2 separate regions of the Mus musculus genome follow, and region 2 is linked to region 1. The links are chromatin loops, found by intact Hi-C in ENCODE. Cell type or tissue: heart. All regions are shown on one strand. Links, peaks and the distances in the headings refer to the core of each region. The heading gives the core; the rest is flanking DNA.

Evidence for each region. Hi-C counts contacts between places; a loop is a spot of excess contacts. Peaks named below come from ENCODE experiments on the same cell type or tissue, not always from the same donor. Only the 100,000 strongest peaks of a DNase experiment are listed, where the experiment ranks them.
Region 2: it touches region 1 in a loop (4-fold over the local background); 4 of 42 quality-filtered maps call a loop at or near these places.

Annotation. Positions count from the first base shown.
Region 1 is chr19:5,604,276-5,615,048 of GRCm38, reverse strand. It overlaps Kat5 (K(lysine) acetyltransferase 5), which reads left to right and starts at 4,955. Exons shown (of 14, transcript NM_178637.2): 1 at 4,955-5,031; 2 at 5,131-5,197; 3 at 5,518-5,586; 4 at 5,677-5,813; 5 at 6,092-6,247; 6 at 6,337-6,411; 7 at 6,720-6,794; 8 at 7,085-7,333; 9 at 7,409-7,498; 10 at 9,366-9,506; 11 at 9,584-9,677. The coding sequence starts at 5,020. In heart, for the core only: CTCF peaks have their summits at 2,913, 4,683 and 8,651; DNase peaks (open chromatin) are centred at 4,838, 5,278, 6,128, 6,988 and 1 weaker place; H3K4me3 peaks cover 2,548 bases; H3K27ac peaks cover 2,192 bases.
Region 2 is chr19:5,656,285-5,667,057 of GRCm38, reverse strand. It overlaps Sipa1 (signal-induced proliferation associated gene 1), which reads left to right and starts at 3,351. Exons shown (of 17, transcript NM_001164480.1): 1 at 3,351-3,454; 2 at 5,432-5,462; 3 at 5,947-6,744; 4 at 7,335-7,462; 5 at 7,548-7,724; 6 at 10,730-10,773. The coding sequence starts at 6,078. It overlaps Pcnx3 (pecanex homolog 3), which reads left to right. Exons shown (of 35, transcript NM_144868.3): 30 at 76-223; 31 at 319-549; 32 at 634-908; 33 at 1,217-1,350; 34 at 1,431-1,729; 35 at 1,811-2,423. The coding sequence ends at 2,005. In heart, for the core only: CTCF peaks have their summits at 3,168 and 3,885; DNase peaks (open chromatin) are centred at 3,337, 3,877, 5,557, 5,867 and 3 weaker places; H3K4me3 peaks cover 3,537 bases; H3K27ac peaks cover 4,905 bases.

The sequences.
Region 1 (10,773 bases), core at 976-8,975:
CAGCCACTCTTTATAGTACCACTAAAATCACACCATTATAGGTCAGATAAAAGTGACAGGCCAGGTACACAGCTTAATTGGGGAGAAGGGGAAGGCGACCCAGTGCTGTCAGCCCTGATTAATTTTAAGTAGTCTGTCCCGACTAGTGTTACAGGTAGTTGTGTGTGCTGGAAACTAAACTTATTTTCTCTACAGAAACAAAAGCTTGCACCATTTGAGAAGAGGTACTCTTCATAAGATTTGTCTGTAAGGCCAGGCAGTGGTGACACACACCTTTAATCCCAGTACTTGGGAGGCAGAGGCAGGTGGATTTCTGAGTTCGAGGCCAGCCTGGTCTACAGAGTGAGTTCCAGGATAGCCAGGGCTACACAGAGAAGCCCTGTCTGGAAAAACCAAACCAAACCAAACCAAACCCAACCCAAACCAAACAAAAACCAGATTTGTCTGTAAGCAAGTCTGAAGTGTATTTTTAAAATTAGTGATTGATGTGGGAGGCCTCAGGCCATTGTGAGTGGTGCCATTCGTGAGCAAATGGTCCCAGGGTATATAAGAAAAAAGGCTGCACAAGCTACAGGGAAGCATACATGCTAGCCAGTAAGCATCATTCCTGCCCCAACTTCCCGAGATGATGGACAACAAGCTGTAAAATGAAATAAATCCTTTTCTCCCCATGGTCATGGTGTTTATCACAACAACAGAAACCCTATGTAAGATAGTCTGATATTGGAGATATGCTCCTTTAATTACAGCTCTTGGGAGGCTGAGGCAGAAAGATCATGTGTTCAAGGCCAGCCTGGGACTTAAGAACAAAGGAATAAAAAAGAACGGGAGGGCAAACAGCTATCTTCTCAATTGTAGTTGTTAGGACCGAGAGGACTATGAGGACACAGGTGCTGGGAGGAGCCTCAGGAGGGCTTGTCGATTTTTCTGATCCTCCCTTTGACCCCACAGCATTTAGCTAAGGAAATGGGATGCTGCTTTCAGCTGTCCTGGCAGATGAAGGTCCTTCTTGATATAGGGTAGAAACCAACTTCCCTTTAACTTCTGTGGGATGGTCAGCTTCTTGCCCTATGGGATTTTATAGAAGACACTGGCTGGCTGCCCCCACCCTGGGAATTATCACATTTTGACTCAACTGGTATTTACAACATGCCTGGGATATAGCAATGAACAAAATAATTAAGGTATATTGTCACCTTAGTAATGTGTCATTTGTTTTTGTATTTTATTTATATTATTTTACTCTTCCCTAACACCCCAACCCCCAGGAGACAAGGTTTCTCTGGGTAACTATGGTTGTCCTCTAATTTGCTCCATAGACTAGGCTGGCCTCAAACTTAAGAGACCCAACTACCTCTGCCTCCTGATTGCTGGTATTAAAGGTGTTCACACTACACACAGCTTTTAACTTGCTTTTTTGAGACAAGTCTCACTATATAATCCTGGGTGACCTAGAATTCATTAATCAGACCAGGTTGGCCTCCAAGTCAGAGATCTGCCTGCTACTGTCACCCAAGTCCTAGGATTAAAGGTATACCTTCTCACACTTATTCATTTTATACAAGGTCTCACTACATAGCCCAGACTAGCCTCTTGCCTCAGCTTGTAGTATTGGGACTTTAGATATCAGCCACCACTCCTGGACAGGGTTGACATTTTTAGAGGAAGAGACAGCAAGTTCCCATTGTTGACACCTCTAATACCCTGAGGTTTCTGTGGAACTTTCTAGTTTTTCAGATCTGACAGCCTTTGGACAAGTGGCCCCAGACAAGATAGCTACACAGTATGTCCACATAGCCAGGAAGACTTCTAAGCTCCACTCTGGCCATATCGCAAGTAAACAGTAAAGGAAATCTTACTTCCCCATCAGGATATGGCCAGTAAGGAGTCTGAAGATAAGCCAAACTCAAACCCTCCTTTCCTCTTCTTTCCTTCCTTTTTTTTTTTTTTTAAGACAGGGTTTCTCTGTGCAGTCCTGGCTATCCTGGAACTCACTCTGTAGACCAGGCTGGCCTTGAACTCAGAAATCCGCCAGCCTCTGCCTCCCAAGTGCTGGGATTAAAAGTGTGTGCCACCACGCCCAGGTCTTTCCTCTTCTTTTAAAAGGAGTCCTTGGGGCTGGAGATGGCTGAGTGGTATGAGCACTGGCTCTTCTTCCAGAGGACCCAGGTTTTATTCTCAGCATCTATACACTGGCTTACAACTACCTTTAAATCCAGTCTCTCTTTGCTGGCACCAGGCAGGCATGCAATGCACAGACACACATGAGGCAAAACACCCAGACATGTAGAATTAAAAAACAAACAAACAAACAAAACCCCTTTTTAATGTGTGCCAGTAGCTTGGCTTGGATTTAGGCTCCTGAAAGCTCTGGAAATCAGCTTGGGCATCCATGCTTCACATGCTCATTCAGTGTTTCCTGGGCCTGTGGCAGTCAATAAACATGAGCTAGGTGATCTGCTAGTGGTGCTGAGGAGACAGCGGCAAACAAACAAATCCCCACAGTGCAAAGGTTTATGATGTTAAAGAGTGACCCGGACTGACGGTACAGAAAGCAGAAAGCAGAGAGAAGTACATACAATGAAGGAGAAATTGTGTGACTTTTATATAAAAGAACTTGTTAGAAGACCTGGAGATGACTCGGTGGTGAAGATTGTACTTGCAGCATGCACTCTGGGAAGTTTACAACCAGCTCCAGCTCCAGGTGCTCCAACCCCCTTTTCTAGACTCCAGGGGCACTTGCACTCAGAAGAACAAAACCACACTTGGATACATATATGTACATAATTACAAAGGCTGGAGAGAAGGCTCAATGGTTAAGAGCACTTGCTACTCTTGCATAAGACAGGGGTTCAGGGCTGGAGAGATGGCTCAGTGGTTAAGAGCACTGACTGGTCCTGAGTTTGATTCCCAGCAACCACATGGTGGCTCATAACCATACATTTGTAATGAGATCTGGCGCCTTCTTCTGGAGTGTCTGAAGACAGCTACAGTGTACTTACATATAATAAATAAATAAACCTTTTAAAAAAAGGTGTTGGGGGGGTGGGGGGGTAGGGGGGTGGGGGTGAGATAGCTCAGTGGGTAAGAGCACCCGACTGCTCTTCTGAAGGTCAGGAGTTCAAATCCCAGCAACTACATGGTGGCTCACAACCATCCGAAACAAGATCTGACTCCCTCCTCTAGAGTGTCTGAGGACAGCTACAGTGTACTTACATATAATAAATAAATAAATAAATAAATAAATAAATAAATCTTTTTTTAAAAAAGTGTTCAGTTCCCAGCACCCACAATGCCTCCTTCTGGCCTTCACAGGCACTGTGTGTAATGGGTGCATGACATACTCAGGTGAACAGACATAAATAAATAAAATAAAATACATAAATTAAAAAAAAAAAAGCCTCACGGAGCCAAAGCAAGGAAGCAGCAATGGCTCCACCCCTGTGAGGCTGTTGTGAGTAACAGTGGTGATGCTTCAGTTCCTCAGGGGAAGACTGGATGTTCTGAAAGATGGCACAACTCAGAACTCACAAGAGAGAAAAATGCCGTGTGCTGTCATATGCCTGTTGTCATCCTTGTGACAAGTCCCAGGCCAAGCAGGGCTACACAGTGAGACTTCACCTCAGAACAAACAATAACAAAAGGCCTATTGGCTTTTCAGTACTTCTTATGCTGAACATATTTTGCACACAGATCAAATCCAAGTGTTATTATTAATGCTCCTGTGATGAAACCAATCCTTTACTTCTGCACATAAACTCTTCTCAAAGTGGCCAAATGGACCCGAAACCATTTAAACTGGGAACACTTAGAAGTAAGGCTAAAGGGCCCCACTACACCCTTTAGGCATGTTATCAATATCTGTGATAGTTATTTTTGGTTGTCCATTTGACTACATCTGGATTTCACTAAAACCCAAAAATGGAAGAACACATACGTGAACAATTTTGCCTACTCTGAAGTGGGAAAACCCACTGCTTTGTGTTTTTAAGAGGATTTCTCAGTGTAGCCCTGGGTGTCTTGGAACTTGCTCTGTAGACCAGGCCTGCCTCTGCCTCCCCAGTGCTGGCAAGCTGGCTTGGTGGAAGATCCACTTTGAATTCACATCTTTGAGGAGGGAGAACACACCTTTGTTATTCAAACCTATTCTTGTTATTCAAAGTCAGAAGATGCACCTTCTGCTGGAAACTAAAAGAAAGACATGAAACAAGATTTTCCTCCCTGCCACCCCCAGGACAGGGCTTATCTGTGTAACCCCGCTTGTCCTGGAACTGACTCTGTAGACAACGCTGGCCTCAACTCATAGAGCTTCGCCTGCTTCTGCCTCCACTGCCAGCCTGCTTTTACTCTGCCTACTTGCTCTCACTCTCGTTGACAAGTCCGCTCCTTCACTGTCATTAGCGCCTACTTCTTTGGGATTCTGATGTATAATGAAGACCAACTGAGACATCCATTCTTGTTGACTGAATGCCTACTGGAATTTTGAACCTTCCATGTATACAGCCACATATATACTATTTTAAAAATAGAAATCCAGTATTAACGGAAAAATCTTGCTAAGCCCCCAGGCCTGTGCAATCTTATGCAGACACCTGGGTGGATCTCTAAATCCCTTCAGGTCTACTGACTCCCCAGGGTTCAAAACCCCACTCCTTAGCTTCTTACTCAGGGTGACACCTCACACTGCCACTAAGAGGCTCGCCAGAACACTGCCTCTAGACAAAGCCTAAACATGATCTGAGTGACCGGCGTCGCACCCGGTGGGCGTCACGTGACAGACTCGGCGTTCCTCCAATCGCTGTGCGAGGAGCGGGGATTCCATCTAGTACTTGGCCTCAGGTTTACAACGTCCTGCTCTTCCATTCCCCAAACGGGCCGGCTTTTTGCTACCAACCAGCTAGCAGTGATTCTCAAGTGTTTCCCTTTCAAACAGCTTCAAGGGGCTCGGGCCTATAGCGCACTCAGCTCCGGAAGTGACGTCTCCCAGAGGGGCCGGAAGTGGCAGTGGAGGGAGGGAAGATGGCGGAGGTGGTGAGTCCGGTGCCCGGGGCGGGGCGGAGGGAGCCAGGGGAGGTGGGTAGAGCCCGAGGCCCCCCAGTAGCCGACCCTGGCGCCGCGCTGTCTCCCCAGGGGGAGATAATCGAGGGCTGCCGCCTGCCCGTGCTGCGGCGCAACCAGGACAACGAAGATGAGTGGCGTGAGTGACGTCGGGGGGCGGGTCCAAGGAACCTGAGGGCGAGGGGCGGGAGGGAGTCAACGATCGCACGGGAGGGGGAGGGGCTTCTGCAATCCCGGGGCGGTCGCAGATACTCGGGAGGAGGGGCGTGGCTTTTGGACGTACGGAGATGATCCGGGCGGGGCTTGGAGAGAGGTGTCACTTGGTGACTAAAGGGGTCTTGAACCAGCCCCTCTGAGTGCTGGGACACAGGCCTCCAGCCTGGAGGTGGGATTCAGGTCGAAGGGTGGAGTCTCCTGACCTGCCCTGGCTAAGACTCCCTGTCTGTGTGGTTCTCATAGCCCTGGCTGAGATCCTGAGCGTGAAGGACATCAGTGGCCGAAAGCTTTTCTATGTCCATTACATTGACTGTGAGTCCTGGGCCTGGATGGAGTGGGGTTGCTGGAGAGGGTTGAGGGCAGCCTCTGGCATTCCCTCCTGAGCCGTTTTCACTGCTGCAGTCAACAAACGTCTGGATGAATGGGTGACTCACGAGCGGCTGGACTTAAAGAAGATCCAATTTCCCAAGAAAGAGGCCAAGACACCTACCAAGAACGGACTTCCTGGGTCCCGCCCCGGCTCTCCCGAAAGAGAGGTGGTGAGTAGGTCCCCCATTTCATCTTTTCTCTCCTGCCTCTTCCTTCTTGCATCTCTTGGCCTCAGGGGTTCCTGAATGGGCAGGAGGCAGCATTCTTCTGCCATGGCTTCAGCTTGCAAAGGATGGGGACCAAGTTGCAGGCGTAGCTTCCAGAGTCCAGCACTGCCTTGCTTTAGAGAAGGCAGAGGGTGGGATTCCATGCTGAGGGGCCCATCCCCCCCTTCGCCATCCCACCACCATCCCCACCCCAGAGGAAGACCCTGGACCTATCTCTGCAGCCGGCCTCCGCCCAGGCCAGCGGGAAGACCTTGCCAATCCCGGTCCAGATCACACTCCGCTTCAACCTGCCCAAGGAGCGGGAGGCCATCCCAGGTGGCGAGCCTGACCAGCCGCTCTCCTCCAGCTCCTGCCTGCAACCCAACCACCGCTCAACGGTACCCTCAGCAATTCCAGGGACCTTGCTTTCTTCTCAGGTCCCACCTTCTCTACCTTCTGACCCACCTTTCCTGGTTTCTCTCTGCAGAAACGGAAGGTGGAGGTGGTTTCACCAGCAACCCCAGTGCCCAGCGAGACAGCCCCAGCCTCGGTTTTCCCTCAGGTGAGTCTTCCAGTCTTTTTTCATGTGTCTGAATGTTTTGTCTGTGTTTTGCATGTGTTCTACTTGCATGCCTGGTGCAGGTGGGCAGAAGAGGGCATTGGAGCCACTGAAACTGGAGTTAGAGATGGTTGTGAGCCACTCTGTGGGTCCTGGGAAAAGAACCCAGGAAGTCCTCTGGAAGATCAGGGCTCTTAACCACTGAGCCATCCCAACAGCCTGCCTGGTCTTTCCCCTCTTATTCCTTGCTGTCTAGCATCCTCCTCCAGGATCATCTCACGGTCGCTCTTTCTCTTGTGTCTTGTCCACAGAATGGGTCAGCCCGTAGGGCAGTGGCAGCCCAGCCTGGACGGAAGCGGAAATCTAATTGCTTGGGCACTGATGAGGTGGGTCTTGAGGAGCAGAGGGAGAGGGAAGCCGGGAAAGGGGGAGTGGGCTTGGGCATGGTGTTCACTCGGTGAGGCCTTAGGCAGGGAGGGTGGTGGCTGGGAGCCAAGCAGATGAACCCCTGGGCCTCTTCTACTCTCAGTTTCTCAGCCTCGCTTTATTTTGGAAGTGGAGGTTGGTGCTTTGCCCTTAGCTGATGTTAGACTTGCAGGAAGAAGCCAATGGCAGTGTCGTGCGCCACGCTCTGCTTAACTGCTACCATCTAGTATTTGCCATCTGCCTTGGGCAGGATTCTCAGGACAGCTCAGATGGAATACCGTCAGCACCACGAATGACTGGCAGTCTGGTGTCTGACCGGAGCCACGACGACATTGTCACCCGGATGAAGAACATTGAGTGTATTGAGCTTGGCCGGCACCGCCTCAAGCCGTGGTACTTCTCCCCGTACCCACAAGAGCTTACCACGCTACCCGTCCTCTACCTGTGCGAATTTTGCCTCAAATATGGCCGTAGCCTCAAGTGTCTGCAACGCCACTTGGTATGAGGGGTCTTGGGAGGCTGCCTATCCAGAGTACCCTCACCAGTCCCCACCTGATCCTCCTTTTGTCCTTAGACCAAATGTGATCTTCGGCACCCTCCAGGCAATGAAATTTACCGCAAGGGCACCATCTCCTTTTTTGAGATTGATGGACGGAAAAACAAGGTTAGTGGCTTGGGCACGGCTGGGCTGGAGTGAGTCACATGAACAACCTTTTCCTGCTCAGAACAGTTGACCATTCTGCCTATGAGCAGGTCACTGTTTTTATTGAATTCTTGACACGGAGCAGGGAATGTACAGAAAACTGGGATTTAGAGAAATTTTCTTTCCTGAGAGGTCACTGTCACGGCAGAGCAGACATGACAGCTACTCAGGTTCCAGTAACAGAGGGGGTTCAGCACAGTTCACAGGAAGCTGTCATCAGAGCTTGGAGGTGTGTGTGCCTATAATCCCAGCACTCAGAAAACTCCCGAGTTCAAGAGTAGTCAGGGGACTAATGAGTTGCAAGCCAACCTGAGCTATAAAGTAAGAAAGACCTATCCGGAACCAAAACAAAAAACAAAAAGAAGTGAGGCAGCAAAGGTTAAATATAAAACTAGAGGCATTTAAAGAACAGTTTGGCCCAGCATGGTGGTACATTTATAATCACAGCATCCAGGAAGCTGATGCTAGAGGAGTTGACATTCAAGGATAGTCTGAACAGCATAGTAAGGTCTTTTCTCAGAACCAAATAAAAAAAGGATCTTTGGTTGTGTGTGCTGGTACATCCTTTATTCCCAGCATTCAGGAAGCGGAAGCAGGTGGGTCTCTGCTGGTTTATAGGGAGTTCCAGGCCAGCCAGGGCTAATACAGTCAGATCTGCTTTGAAATAGTTTGCAGGTTAACCTGTGAGCCTGGAGATAGCTGAGAGAACATACTTAGATAGTTCTAAGCAGTTGGGTTCAGACATGCAGGCACTGATGTACCAGGAAGTACATGCAAAAAGAAAATGGAGAAGAATAGGTGATGAGAGAAGGTCAAAGGTCAGATGATAGGCACAAGATCAGCGGGGAGGAGCAGGTTTGGGTTTCTCTAGGTGACAAGTGTGGAGGTCCTTGAGATGCACACTTTTTAAGGCCTCCGGGGTGCAGAGGGAGAGAGGCAGCTACCTGGAGTGGGTTGGGAGCTGCCTTGAAGAGGAGCTTCTTCAAGAGGAAGAAACAAAGCTCCACGTCGTTCTGCATTAAGTGCGGTGTTTGAGTGGAAGACCAGCAGTTGCAAAGCTGTCAAATTCCTCTAGGAGTCATGTGTGATGAGGGAGCCAGTCCAGAGTACTGTAGGGAAAATGCCTGAGGCTGGCAGTCCCTCACATCTCCACTGGAGACCAGCAGAGCAGCCCCGGAAGGATCACTGTGGCTGTGGCTGGAGCATTAGGGCTCTGACACCCAGCCGCGAAGACCAGCCACGTGGGTCTCACTATGTATCCCTAGCTGACTGATTTCACACTTGTACCTGCCTCTGCCTCCTAAGTGCTGAGGTCATAGGTATATACTACCATTCCTGGCTTGGAAATATTGACTATTGTTAAGTTGAACAGAAGGCAATGTAGGTCCAGGGCAGGCTTTGCTGAGTATGTGGAAGCTATATAGCTCACGGGGGTCGGGTGGGGTGGCGGCAGACGGTTGGACATTAGGATGTAGGTTCCTGGCGACTTAAGAAGTAGTACTGATCTAAGCAGTGGTGACAATCTGACTGCTGGGGTGGGTCAGGGTCAGGGTCCTGGGGGGGGGAGCTCGACCCTCTCAACTGGAACAGCACAAAGAATGCTCCTGAGAGCCCTTGAGATGGCTCAGTGGGTAGCAGTGATTGTCACACAGCCTGGCCACCTGAGTTCCCTCTGTAGAACCTGTAGTGGAAGGACAATGGACTCCCAAGAGGTTCCTGCCTTGGGTGTGCATGTTGTGTACAGGCACATCTGCAGCCACACGCGGCATAATACACGTTAACTCAACAGTACCCCAGAGGATTGACGGGCAGGTTTTTTCCTTTACAGAGTTACTCACAAAACCTGTGTCTTCTGGCCAAGTGTTTCCTGGACCACAAAACACTGTACTATGACACTGACCCCTTCCTCTTCTACGTAATGACGGAGTATGACTGCAAAGGTTTCCACATCGTGGGCTACTTCTCCAAGGTCAGCACTCATCCAGGCTGTCCCTCAGCCTTGCCCCGAGCCTGGCACTCTTTAAAACCCACCTACTCTTACTCCAGGAAAAGGAATCCACAGAAGATTACAATGTGGCCTGCATCTTGACTCTGCCTCCCTACCAGCGCCGGGGCTATGGCAAGCTGCTTATTGAGTTCAGTGAGTATGTGCTGCCTGACCAGGAGCTGGCAGGCCAAGCCTGTGTGGGTGTACCCTCATCTGTGCTTCACATGCAGACAACCCAGTCACCAGGAGAGCCGCCAGAAATAAAGGAGACTCTACCAAGGTCCTTTCCTCAGTTGACTGCCCTGTTTCCTGGAGTAGGTTCCAGCATCTACTTTGCCTTTGGCTAAAGGCCTGTGAGCCACCCCGCTTTTCCCATCTGGCGCTGAGCAGCGTGGGTAGCCCCCATGCTCACCTTTGATGTGCACTCTGAACCACTGGCTGTGCCTGAGCTGTGCGGGCAGTAGGCATTCAAAAAGGCACACGAGCACTACAAGACAGAATTGTATCCTGGTTCTTTGTAAGGCTAGTCTCTGAGAACCGACGCAGGCTTTGGCCTCTTTTGAGGCCACGGACTCTTAGCTCTGACACCCAGCCCAGCCCATTCACTTAGCCCAGGACCAGGGAGACGCTTTAGCTTTTTTGCTGGTGAGAACATGGATGTCTGACTGCTCGAAGTCATGATCTGTTTGGAGTATCTTCCCGATTAGAGCAGGAGAAAGGAAACTCAGGGCAAACCGTGAGGATGTGCCTGCTTTGCCCAGTAGGACACACAAATGCCAACAGACTGATAAAAGGAAGGGAGGCAATCCTTGTACACAGTTCCTAACTAGAGGCAAATATGGCTGCCAGTAGACTTGTGGGGCTATTAACTGTGTGGACCCTGACACCAGCCTCTCCCGCCCTTCTTGTCCAAGGGTGCTTGAGCAAAGAGGGTGAGACTACAAATAGAGATTCAGCCAGGAGCCGAGAGTGCTTGGATCATCACGAGGCCAGTAGAGCTGAGGGGAAGGAAGGGTCTCCAAACTAATGGGGACATAAAGAGCTGTCGGCTCACTGGGGCCTAACGGTCTCAGAGACTGTCTGGCAGCGCCTTGTGGTCAACACAGGTAAGGGAAAGGGCCACCAAGGGTCAGGTACCTGGCTCTGAGGAGCCCCCTGTCCTTTCCTATTATGTCCTTAACCACCCAGCCCATTCTGCTGAGAGCAGCTGGCGTTCCCAGGATCGCAGCTAAACTGATGACACTGAAAA
Region 2 (10,773 bases), core at 1,329-9,328, 52 kb before region 1:
CCCTTGCGCTGTTCTGTGGGGAAGAGACAAGCTTCTCCTGGCTCTCCCTGTTGCTCATGCCTTCTCCCCACCCAGCCTGGAGCCCTTCCTCTATGGCCTGCACGCCCTGTTCAAGGGGGACTTCCGCATCACCTCTCCCCGTGACGAGTGGGTCTTTGCCGACATGGATCTGCTTCACCGAGTGGTAGCCCCTGGGGTTCGCATGGCCCTCAAGCTTCACCAGGTAGGAGGGATGCGCCAGGCAGAGTAAGAGGCAGGTGGGAGATGACGCCTTCCCCAAGACAGCGGTCCCTGACTTCTGTCCTCTCCTCCAACCAGGACCATTTCACATCTCCTGATGAGTATGAGGAACCAGCAGCCCTGTATGACGCCATCGCGGCCAATGAGGAGCGGCTAGTCATCTCACATGAGGGGGACCCTGCCTGGCGCAGTGCCATCCTCAGCAACACCCCCTCCCTGCTGGCGCTGCGCCATGTCATGGACGACGCTTCTGACGAGTACAAGATCATCATGCTCAACAGGCGCCACCTCAGCTTCCGAGTCATCAAGGTGGGGCAGATGGTCTTACTCCATCCCGCAGCCCGTGCCCCTCCTTGGTGTCGCTGCCCTGACCTTTGGTGTGGCCCTCCACAGGTAAACCGAGAGTGTGTGCGTGGGCTGTGGGCTGGGCAGCAACAAGAGCTGGTGTTCCTGCGCAACCGCAACCCTGAGCGCGGCAGCATCCAGAATGCCAAGCAGGCACTCCGCAACATGATCAATTCCTCCTGCGACCAGCCACTGGGATATCCCATCTACGTGTCACCTCTTACCACATCTCTGGCTGGTAGCCACCCCCAACTGCGGGCGCTGTGGGGTGGTCCTGTCAGCCTGGGTGCCATTGCCCGATGGCTCTTGCGCAGCTGGGAGAGGTGAGCCCTGGCTGTCCCCTAACTTGGGAAGCTTTCTTAGGGCCCAATGCTCTGGGATTCAGGGAGCAGGAGCACGGAGATGAAGCAGCTTCCTCCAAGGTCACAGAGACAAAGTCCTGCAGTCAGTGAGCTTGGGCCCTTCTCCCAGAGAGACCCTCTTTCCCCTAGAGCGGGCTTTAGTATTTAAAAGACTATAAACTAGGCAGCAGGATCTCTCAAGAGATGAGACTCCTGGGACTCAGATGTTTCTGTAGGGCTCGCAATGCCTCGCCCTGGACCCCTCACGCGTCTCCCGCTTCTCCACCCAGACTTCATAAGGGCTGTGGCGCTGGCTGTAATAGCGGAGGGAATGTGGATGACTCGGACTGTGGTGGGGGTGGCGGCCTGACCTCCCTCAGCAATCATCCGCCCTTGGCACACCCTACGCCTGAAAATGCAGCAGGTAAGCGGGCAAAGCTGGACTGAGCCTGTGGGTGAGACTGCGGCCCAGCCGAGCTCTCTGCTCTTATCTGTTTCCTACAGGCAGCAGTGAGCAGCCCCTCCCACCAGGTCCTAGCTGGGGACCACGGCCTTCCCTCAGTGGCTCTGGTGATGGGCGGCCCCCTCCTCTGCTGCAGTGGCCTCCCCCTCGGCTCCCTGGACCACCCCCTGCTTCACCTGCTCCCACTGAGGGTCCCCGGCCCTCAAGACCTTCTGGCCCTGCTCTCCTCAATTCTGAGGGACCCAGTGGGAAGTGGAGTCTGGGGGGTCGGAAGGGACTGGGAGGACCTGATGGGGAGCCAGCCTCAGGGAGCCCCAAAGGAGGCACCCCCAAATCTCAGGTAAGGAGCCTGTGGAAGAAGACGACCCCAGGAGTTCTCAGGTCGGTTTGTCTGCTCATCTGTCTGTCTTCTCTCCCATAGGCCCCTCTAGACCTCAGCCTCAGTCCTGATGTCAGCTCTGAGGCCTCACCTGCCAGAACCACCCAGGACCTTCCTTGCTTGGACAGCAGTATTCCTGAGGGTTGCACACCCTCCGGTGCCCCAGGTGACTGGCCTGTCCCTGCTGAGGAACGCGAGAGCCCGGCTGCCCAGCCCTTGCTGGAGCATCAGTACTGAGGAGTCAGCCTGGCCTCTGCTGGATCGCATCCCGGGACTCAGTAACTCGGACTCTGCTGGACTACAGAACTGATTGGCTTTGGCTCTGGTGTCTGCACCCTGATATCTGGCTACTTCAGTGTCACAACTCAGTGACCTAGACTTCTCTCCCTGATCCGTGGCCTGGATCCCAAACTGAGGCAGCAGCCTCCTAGCCAGGCCCTAAGAGCCAAACCCATGGGCTGGTCCCTCATTGGAGCCCATGGCCAGGACTGACTTTGCCTCTGGGGCCTGCACTGCCCCCAAGGCTGGCCTCCTTAGCCTGGACCTGGGGCCCGATATGTGGCAAGGGTGGGTTCATTCGTTCTTTTGTCATTTTTCTTTCTTTTTTTTTCTGTGCTTCAGAGACACCAAATTAATAACACTATTTTTGATTTTGGTTGGCAGTTTTATTTTCTGTGGGACGAGGTGAGGTTGGTAGAGGTGCCGGAGGCAGGGAGGCTGAAGTCAGAAGAGTGTGAGGGATAAGGGGTCAGACTGCTGGGCTCCAGGCAGACATGAGGTGGGATGGGCTGCCTTCCTCACCTGCCTCTGCCTTTCTTTTTTTTTTTTTTTTTTTAATGGTTTAAGAGCTTTATTATAGAAATGCAGGGGGGAAGAGAAAAGGTAGAGAGAGAGAGTGTGTGGGGACGGGGAAGGCTAGAGAAGAAGAAAGAGAAAGGAGAGAAAAGACAAAGGGAAGAGGAGAAAGAAGTGAGAGGATAAAGGAGAGAGCTGAGCCTCTGCTTTTCAAGCAGTCCTCTATGCCCAGGTGGCTCACACATCCATCAGCCTTGATCTTGATCAAAGACTGCTCAACCTCATTTGTTCCAAGCTTAAAGAAAATAACAGGTGAATAGAAAGGATTCTATTTCGTTTTTGAGACAGGGGCTTACTATGTACTCCCTATGTACATCAGGCTGGCCTTGACCTCAGATCCACCTGCCTCTGCCTTCAGAGTGCTGGATTTAATGGTGTTCGCCATTGCATAAATGGTAGCCTGTGTAGATCAGTTATCTAGCTTGGCCCAGCCCTTAAAGAGTGAAATAGTTTCTGGCCCTAATACCTGCTGTCTGCTGAGCCACAGCAGGACACTAAGTGGCCTCTAGCGCTCCAATTGGTCTGGAAGGCAGGTACATTTGTTCCCATTTCTCGGTGAAGTCACTGACTGGGCTAGGACCGGGAGTTAAAAGAGCAGCTGAAGGCTGGGACAGAGAACTTCAGGCTGTCCGGGGCTGCCTAGGTTCCTGTCGGAGGTCCCCACCCACTGTGCTTCCCGCCTTAGACAGCTCCCGGGTAGTCCCGCCCCTCCACTACGTACCGCCTCCATCCTGGCCCCGCCCCCAGGCGGAGCGGAGGCGCCGGGAGCGGTGTGAGCAGGCAGCGGGACCTTGGTGCGGAAGGCAGCGGTGGCCAGCTTGAGCCCGAGAGGTACTGGCGGGATCAGGGATCGGGAGGCACCAGGTTCGGGCTGGATACCCAACAAAGTAGCCTGGACGTGAACCCTTGTAGTGTGGGGAGGAACGGGACTATTGGCTGCTTTCGCTACACGTACCCCACCCAACCTCCTGCCCCAGTCCAGCCCCGAGTCAGCACGTCCAGTGTTCTGTCTCCTGCTGGCAGCTCCCACTCCCTCCTCTGCATGAGCAGATTCAGAGCTCCACTGAGTGGATTCATTGGTTCTGGACTTTTCTCAGCAATGCTGGCAGCTGCTCCTGCTGCTGAGTGTGTGGGGCTCCCCCTATTCTGGGGCTCCCCTTTTCCCAGTGTGACCTCTTTCCCAGCCTTTGCAATCCTGAGTCTGGCCTGGGAGGAAACATCTGCAGCACTCCCTGGCAACAGAAATAGGGTCACGACCTCCAGATGTGCTGGGAAGCATCCAGCGCCTCCTCCTGGGGCAGCCAGGCCTTCCGGATCTGTGGGGGCGGGGCACCCCCCTTTTCCCCCCTCAGTGACACAGGCTGCAAGGAATGTCCTGGCCTCAATGGACCTTGTGTGAAGATGAGGGGTGGGGGGCAGAGCCCAAGTACACCCCTTAAGGCAGGGCCAGAACAAGAGGGAGCTCCTGGACTGGGCTGCACACATTCCCAGGGCTCCTCCCGGCACTGCGGCCTCAGTCTGTGCCCACAGCTTGGTCTATGGACCTGGGGCCTGCACAGTTCACACACGGACATAGTTGGCTTCACCTTTCAGTTTCCAAGGAGTCTTCAAAGAACTCATGAAGTGCAGCATCAGAGCTTATCCTAGAAGACAGACAGACAGACAGGAAGACCCTGAGGAGGTCTGCTCTTGTTTGGTTCTGGAGACCCAGCTGAGGGGCACCGTGGAGCTGCTCCCTGTCCCCTCCCAGCCTGGCCCCCTTGATGCCACTGGATGATGCAAAAAAAAGTACTAATGGAGGCCTGCCCCTGCCCCAGCTGTTGGCTCCATTCCTAGCTCACGCCGAGGTAGGCTCGGCCTTCTCACACCTTTTGCACCTGCCTAGTGTAGCTTCACCACATTTCCGCACTTAGTAGGTCCCTGGGGCCTTGGGTGTTTCAGCCTTACATCCTGTGAGACCTTGAGCCTCTCCCGTCTCCCCTCACAAGGCTGCCTTACTCCTACGCACACGGGCAGAGTAGGCAGGTGCAGCTCTGACAAGTCCAGAAGCAGCAGTTCTCAACCTGTGTGCTGGGACCCCTTTGAGGGTCGAGCAGTCCTTTCACAGGGGTCACACTTGAGATATTTATCTTCTTCTTCTTCTTCTTTTTGTTTTTCAAGACAGGGTTTCTCTGTGTAGCCCTGGCTATCCTGGAACTCACTCTGTAGACCAGGCTGGCCTTGAACTCGAAATCTGCCTGCCTCTGCCTCCCCGAGTGCTAGGATTAAAGGCGTGTGCCAACACTGCCCGGCTCATGTTATGATTCTTAAGGGCAGCAAAATTACAGTGGTGAAGTAGCAATGAAAATAATTTTCTGGCTGTGAGGTCACCACCGCATTAGGAACTGTATTAAAGCGTCACAGAGTTAAGAAGGTTGAGAACTACTGCCTTCGAGATTCAGAGACAAGGTTCAAATTCTAGTTTGAACATGGAACTAATTCAGGCAAGCTCATCTTCTTAACTGGGCCTCACTGTGACCTGTCTCACTGGGTTCAGACCTCCCTGTCCATGCATGTGAGGCCAGGTAAACAGACATCCACAGGGTCCTGTTGGGATTAGCCTCTCTCACCCCTGGGAGTGGGCATAGTGACCTGCAAGAGGTTAGTATTAGTCTTGTCCTTTAGACTTAGGTGTCTTGGGTCCCATGACTGAGCTGTTGTGACCCTAGCACCTTCCTCAGGATATAGGAGCCAAGCAGGGGGCTGGGCTGAGTTGGGGCCACTTCCTGTGTTATAGGAAGTCCTCTCACCACTGCTTCTGTCCTGCAGCAGCTGCCCCAGGAGCTCCTGTGTCCTTGAGGTATTGAGACTGCGGGAATTGAGGGCACTGAGTCTAGGCCTTGGGTGCTCAGCTCTTTGGGGACCCTGGAGGAAGTGGGAGGTACCAGGGAGGAAGGTCTCTGGGGACAGGACGTCCTCCCTTTGTCAAGTGGGCAAGACTCAGACACCAGTGACTGCTTTGATTTCCGTCCTGGTGAAAACTGTCCAGAATTTGGTGGCAACCCTCACTTTGAGCCTAGTTCCACAGCCAAGGTGTACAGGGGAGAACTGGGAGGCCCCGGTGCCCACTAGACCCAGTCACTAGCACCCCGAGAGGCAAAGCATCCCAGTTCAGCTCCCAGCCTTGACCTAAGCCTGGGATGGGGGCTGGAAACTTCAGCCCCAGGCAGACAAGGAAGTGGCCAGGAAAGCGGAAGCAGCTTTGATGGTCCCGGAGGGGGCCGGAAGCTAAATGGGGTGGTGGAAGACTGGGCTGGGGGCCTGAGTTCCTGTTTTCTCCCCAGGCCCATCTGAACAGCCCCCTCCTCCTGCAGTGCAGGAACCACTGAAGCCTCAGCCTTCTGGCTGGGCACCAAGGACCCGTGCCCACCAATGCGGCCCGGCCCCCAGAGAGTCAGGCCCACAGAGCACGCCCATGTGGGCCGGCGGTGTGGGGAGCCCTCGGCGGGGCATGGCCCCTGCACCTACCGATGACCTCTTTGCCCGTAAGCTTCGCCAACCTGCCCGGCCCCCACTGACACCACATACCTTTGAGCCGAGGCCAGCTCGGGGCCCACTCTTGCGCAGTGGCAGTGATGCTGGTGAAGTCCGGCCCCCTACACCAGCCAGCCCCCGTGCCCGTGCCCACAGCCACGAGGATGCCAGCCGCCCTGCTGCAACCCCTACTCGGCTCTTCACTGACCCACTGGCACTGCTAGGGTTGCCAGCAGAAGAGCCAGAGCCCACCTTCCCGCCAGTGCTGGAACCCCGGTGGTTTGCTCACTATGATGTGCAGAGCTTGCTCTTTGACTGGGCTCCACGACCTCGGGGGACAGGCAGCCATATAGAGGCAAACTCTGGGACCTTAGCTGAGGGCCAGACTACCACCTCAGATCTACTGCTCGGGGCACCTGGCTTTGTGAGCGAGCTTGGTGGTGAGGGTGAGCTAGGGCTGGGTGGGCCAATATCCCCACCTGTGCCCCCTGCACTGCCTAATGCGGCTGTGTCCGTCCTGGAGGAGCCACAGACCCGGACCACAGCTTACAGCCTGGAGCACGCAGATCTGGGTGCAGGCTACTACCGCAAGTACTTCTATGGCAAAGGTAAGGGGCAGGCGAGCCTGGGAGAGCCAGGAGAGGATCTGGGTCGGAGGTCCCTGCGGTCTACATTCTATACAGTGGGAGGCTCATGGGCTGGCCTTCCCTGTAAAAAAGGGGCAGGAGCTGAATTGGGCTCTGTTGGCTCAACTCTGACCACCTCTTTAAGGCCAAGCCCTGGTGTCACACCTGAAGTCAGGGAGTGCCCTTCCCTCTGGCTCATCTTCATAACCCTCCAGGAGGCCAGTGAGCGATTTCCTATTTCCATATCTGTGTGATGAAACCCTGTTCTCATCATTAGCAGGAAAAGCAGCTTCCGTGTCTTGAATGGGAGAACCTAAGCTTTGGTGGAGCCAGGGCAGCATTTAACCTAGGAGGACTTAGACATTTGTTCCCTGGTCCTGGGACAAGGTGTAACCGTGGGTGGGACTGCAAACTGGGGTGGGAGTGAACTCCCAGGTTCAGCGCTTGGTGAGAGAATACCTAGGGTGGTACTTCTGTGGTGGGCGTAGTCAAGAAGGGATAGGGTGGTCTGTGGGTTTGACTGAAAGGCCACCGACCGACCAACCAACGACCCCCCACCCCCACCCCCACAGAACACCAGAACTTCTTTGGGCTGGATGAGGCGCTGGGTCCGGTGGCCGTGAGCCTGCGACGGGAGGAGAAAGAGGGCAGCGGAGGGGGCACCCTACACAGCTACCGGGTCATCGTGCGGACCACGCAGGTGGGCTGGGATTACAGGCTCAGGAGGCAGGTTTCCTCCACCACAGCCTATACAAAAACTGAATGTCTCTACATCCTATCCTTAGCTCCGGACCCTCCGTGGCACCATCTCGGAGGACGCACTGCCTCCCGGCCCCCCGAGGGGCCTATCTCCGAGGAAGCTTCTGGAACATGTGGCTCCACGGCTGAGCCCCACCTGCCTGCGCCTGGGTTCAGCCTCTCCCAAGGTGCCCCGCACGCTGCTTACTCTGGATGAGCAAGTGGTGAGTGGCTGGGAGGAAGGAGGGCGCAGCATCCCGGGGAGATGGGGCTGACCTTCATCTCCCTAACTAGCTAGCTTCCCTAACCCTGACCTGATCTGACGGGACCTCAGGAGAGCTGATCCACCTCCAGCCTTTCCGAGAGAAGGATCCAGGGTCACCGGAGACTTGTTTGATTAACCAGGCTTATAAAGCAGCCACAGCATGTTAGGAATGCAGAATCTGGGGCTGCAGCCTGGCCTGCTCAGGCTCTGCATTAAAAAACAAACAGAAAGCTGGACATGGTGGCACACGCCTTTAATCCCAGCACTTGGGAGGCAGAGGCAGGTGGATTTCTGAGTTCGAGGCCAGCCTGGTCTACAAAGTGAGTTCCAGGACAGCCAGGGCTACACAGAGAAATCCTGTCTCAAAAAACAAGACAAAACAAAACAAAACAAAAAAAAAAACAAAAACAAAAACAGAAAAGCTTAAGGCAATTCTTAGGCATCTTTACAGTATGGCTGGCCCTGTTGCTACACAGCTTCCTCACCATTTTTTGTCTTTATTTTTTTTTTTCTTCCCCCAGCCCATTTGGTCTCCTCCCCACATGGGAAGCTTCCTAGAGCTTCCTGTTCCACCTCAGGACTCTTGAGCTAGTTGGAAGTCCTGTACCTTGTGCTGAGAGTTGCCCACTGGCCCTGGCTCTCCTCTGTGTTGTTTATTCCAGTGGTCATTGAACAAATACATCTCATCCCTTCATAGTATCAGGCCTAGACCAGATGCTGAAACCGCTGCGGATGAAATGCTGTCCCTGAGTGTGGGCAGAGAGCCCCTGATAAAATACAGGAGCTGCAGGATTCCGTGACTGGAGGATGGGGGGGGGGGGGGCTAGAGGCCACACAGAGGGTACTGACAGCACCCAAAGTTTCACACTGGAAAACATACAAGCCCCCAGACCAGCATGAGCCTGTTTTCTGGGCAGGCAGGATTGAGAAGGCTCTTACAATAATGATTTAGAGAGATCTCTGCATGCCGCATGATGCTCTGTGTGGGTGGAGGGCTTGTGGGACTTGTATGGGGAGGCTTTTTTTTTTTTTTTTTTTTTTTGTCTTGTAGCTATTGAGAGGCACAGAGGGATTCAGGACAGACAGATCTGAGAGGCACACATGGGACGTAGGCTGGACAGAAAATGGGCCCAAAGCTGTGGTTGTTGTTCAGATTAGACATGGTGGTCAGGGTGGTTACAGGTAATCATGAGGTGGCTCACACTTTGTGACCCACTGAAAAGGGGTCACAAAGGTGAAGAAGGGCGAGATCCCCAGCTTCTGGGCCCCTGGGAGTTGTGTTATGTTGTGGGTCCCAGGGACTCTGGAGGAGAGATAGAGGCAGAGACATAGTAACTGAGGGGTCAAGATGTGGCCAGGTGTAGCGGTGCATGTCTTTAGTCCTAGCACGGAGGCAGAGGCCCCTGGCAGCTGGTGAACCAGACCTGGAGTTTGGGGAAAGGGTCTGAGCTGGAAGCAGCTGTGGGGGAGAAAAGACAAAATATGCAGGGAAGCATAGGCAGAGTTCCAAGGAAGATGAGGTTCTTGTTGTCCCCCAGTATTAGGGCCAACAGTTCCAAGAGTGCCAGGATAAGGCCATATATATGTGGTCTATAAGGGGAGTTGTGGTTTTCTGTGGGTTTTGTGGTTTGCAAGACCCCACATATACATACACGCCCCTCCCCTGAGGCACCGAAGCCAGGACCTCAGGCATGCTAGGAAGCCCTCAGCCACAGAGGCTAGCTGTGAAGGAGGGAGGTGAGAGCTGCGGACTGGGGCATGCGATTACTTCAGTGGGGTCAGTAGGGCATATCTGTCTGCAACTGGAAAACACTAGGAGAGGAATGTGCAGAAAAGCCAGGCATAGTGGTTTATGCCTGTAATCCCCATATTAGGCAGCTGAGACAGGAGGATTGCAGTGAGTTCAAAGCCAGCCTGGGATATATAGCAAGACCACATTTCTTTCTTTCTTTCTTTCTTTCTTTCTTTCTCTCTCTCTCTCTCTCTCTCTCTCTCTCTCTCTCTCTCTCTCTCTCTCCCTCCCTCCCTCCCTCCCTCCCTCCCTCCCTTTCTAAGATTTAATTATTTCATGTATATGAGCACACTGTAGCTGTCTTCAGACACACCATAAGAGGGCATAGGATCCCCATTACAGATGGATGTGAGCCACCATGTGGTTGCTGGGAATTGAACTCAGGAACCTCTGGAAGAGCAGTCAATGCTCTTAACCACTGAGCCATCTCTCCAGCAACCTTGTTTCAAACAAACAAAAAATGCAGGTACGTGTCTAGAATTCCAATATTTGGGAGATACAGGCAAAATGATCAGGAATTCAAGGCCAGTCTTAGCTATATATGAGTTTAAGTACAGCCTGGCCTATGTACTATAGCCTATCAAAAAGACAAACAGGAAGGGGACAGAAATGACTCCAAACCTCAGAGGGCTGGGGTGCCAGCACACTGGAGCCTTGAGCTGAGGGGGACGGGAACATGGGCACCATGCTTGGCAGGGGATCTCAGCCTTCCTAGTGCCCTTTCCCACAGCTCCTCATGGTGTGGTGACCCTGATCAAAAATTATTTTCATTGCCACTTCATAACTGTAATTCTGCTACCCTTAGGAATTGTACCATAAACACCTGACACACAGGGTCTCTGCTGCATGCGACCCCTGTGAATGGGCCGTTAGACCCTCAGAAGGGTCACAACTATAGGCTGAGAACCCACTGGTGTATAGGGTCCTTTCTGGGAGTTATCTCTTTTGTTGCTGGAGAAGTCATTAAATCCTCTGCCTCTTCCCTGTGACCTCCCTGCTCTCACGAGCACAGGAGAGGGCAGGTAGAACGCACTTGATGGGCAAAGATGCCCAAATGGCTCAGAGTTCCTACCAGGGCAGCCCAGCCCCAAAGGCCAGCTCTTCCCATTCTCTACAGGGTGGGCTGCCAGGGTACTGAAGCCTTTGTCTTCTGTTGTCCATGACCCCCTCAGCTGAGCTTCCAACGCAAGGTGGGCATCCTGTACTGCCGCGCAGG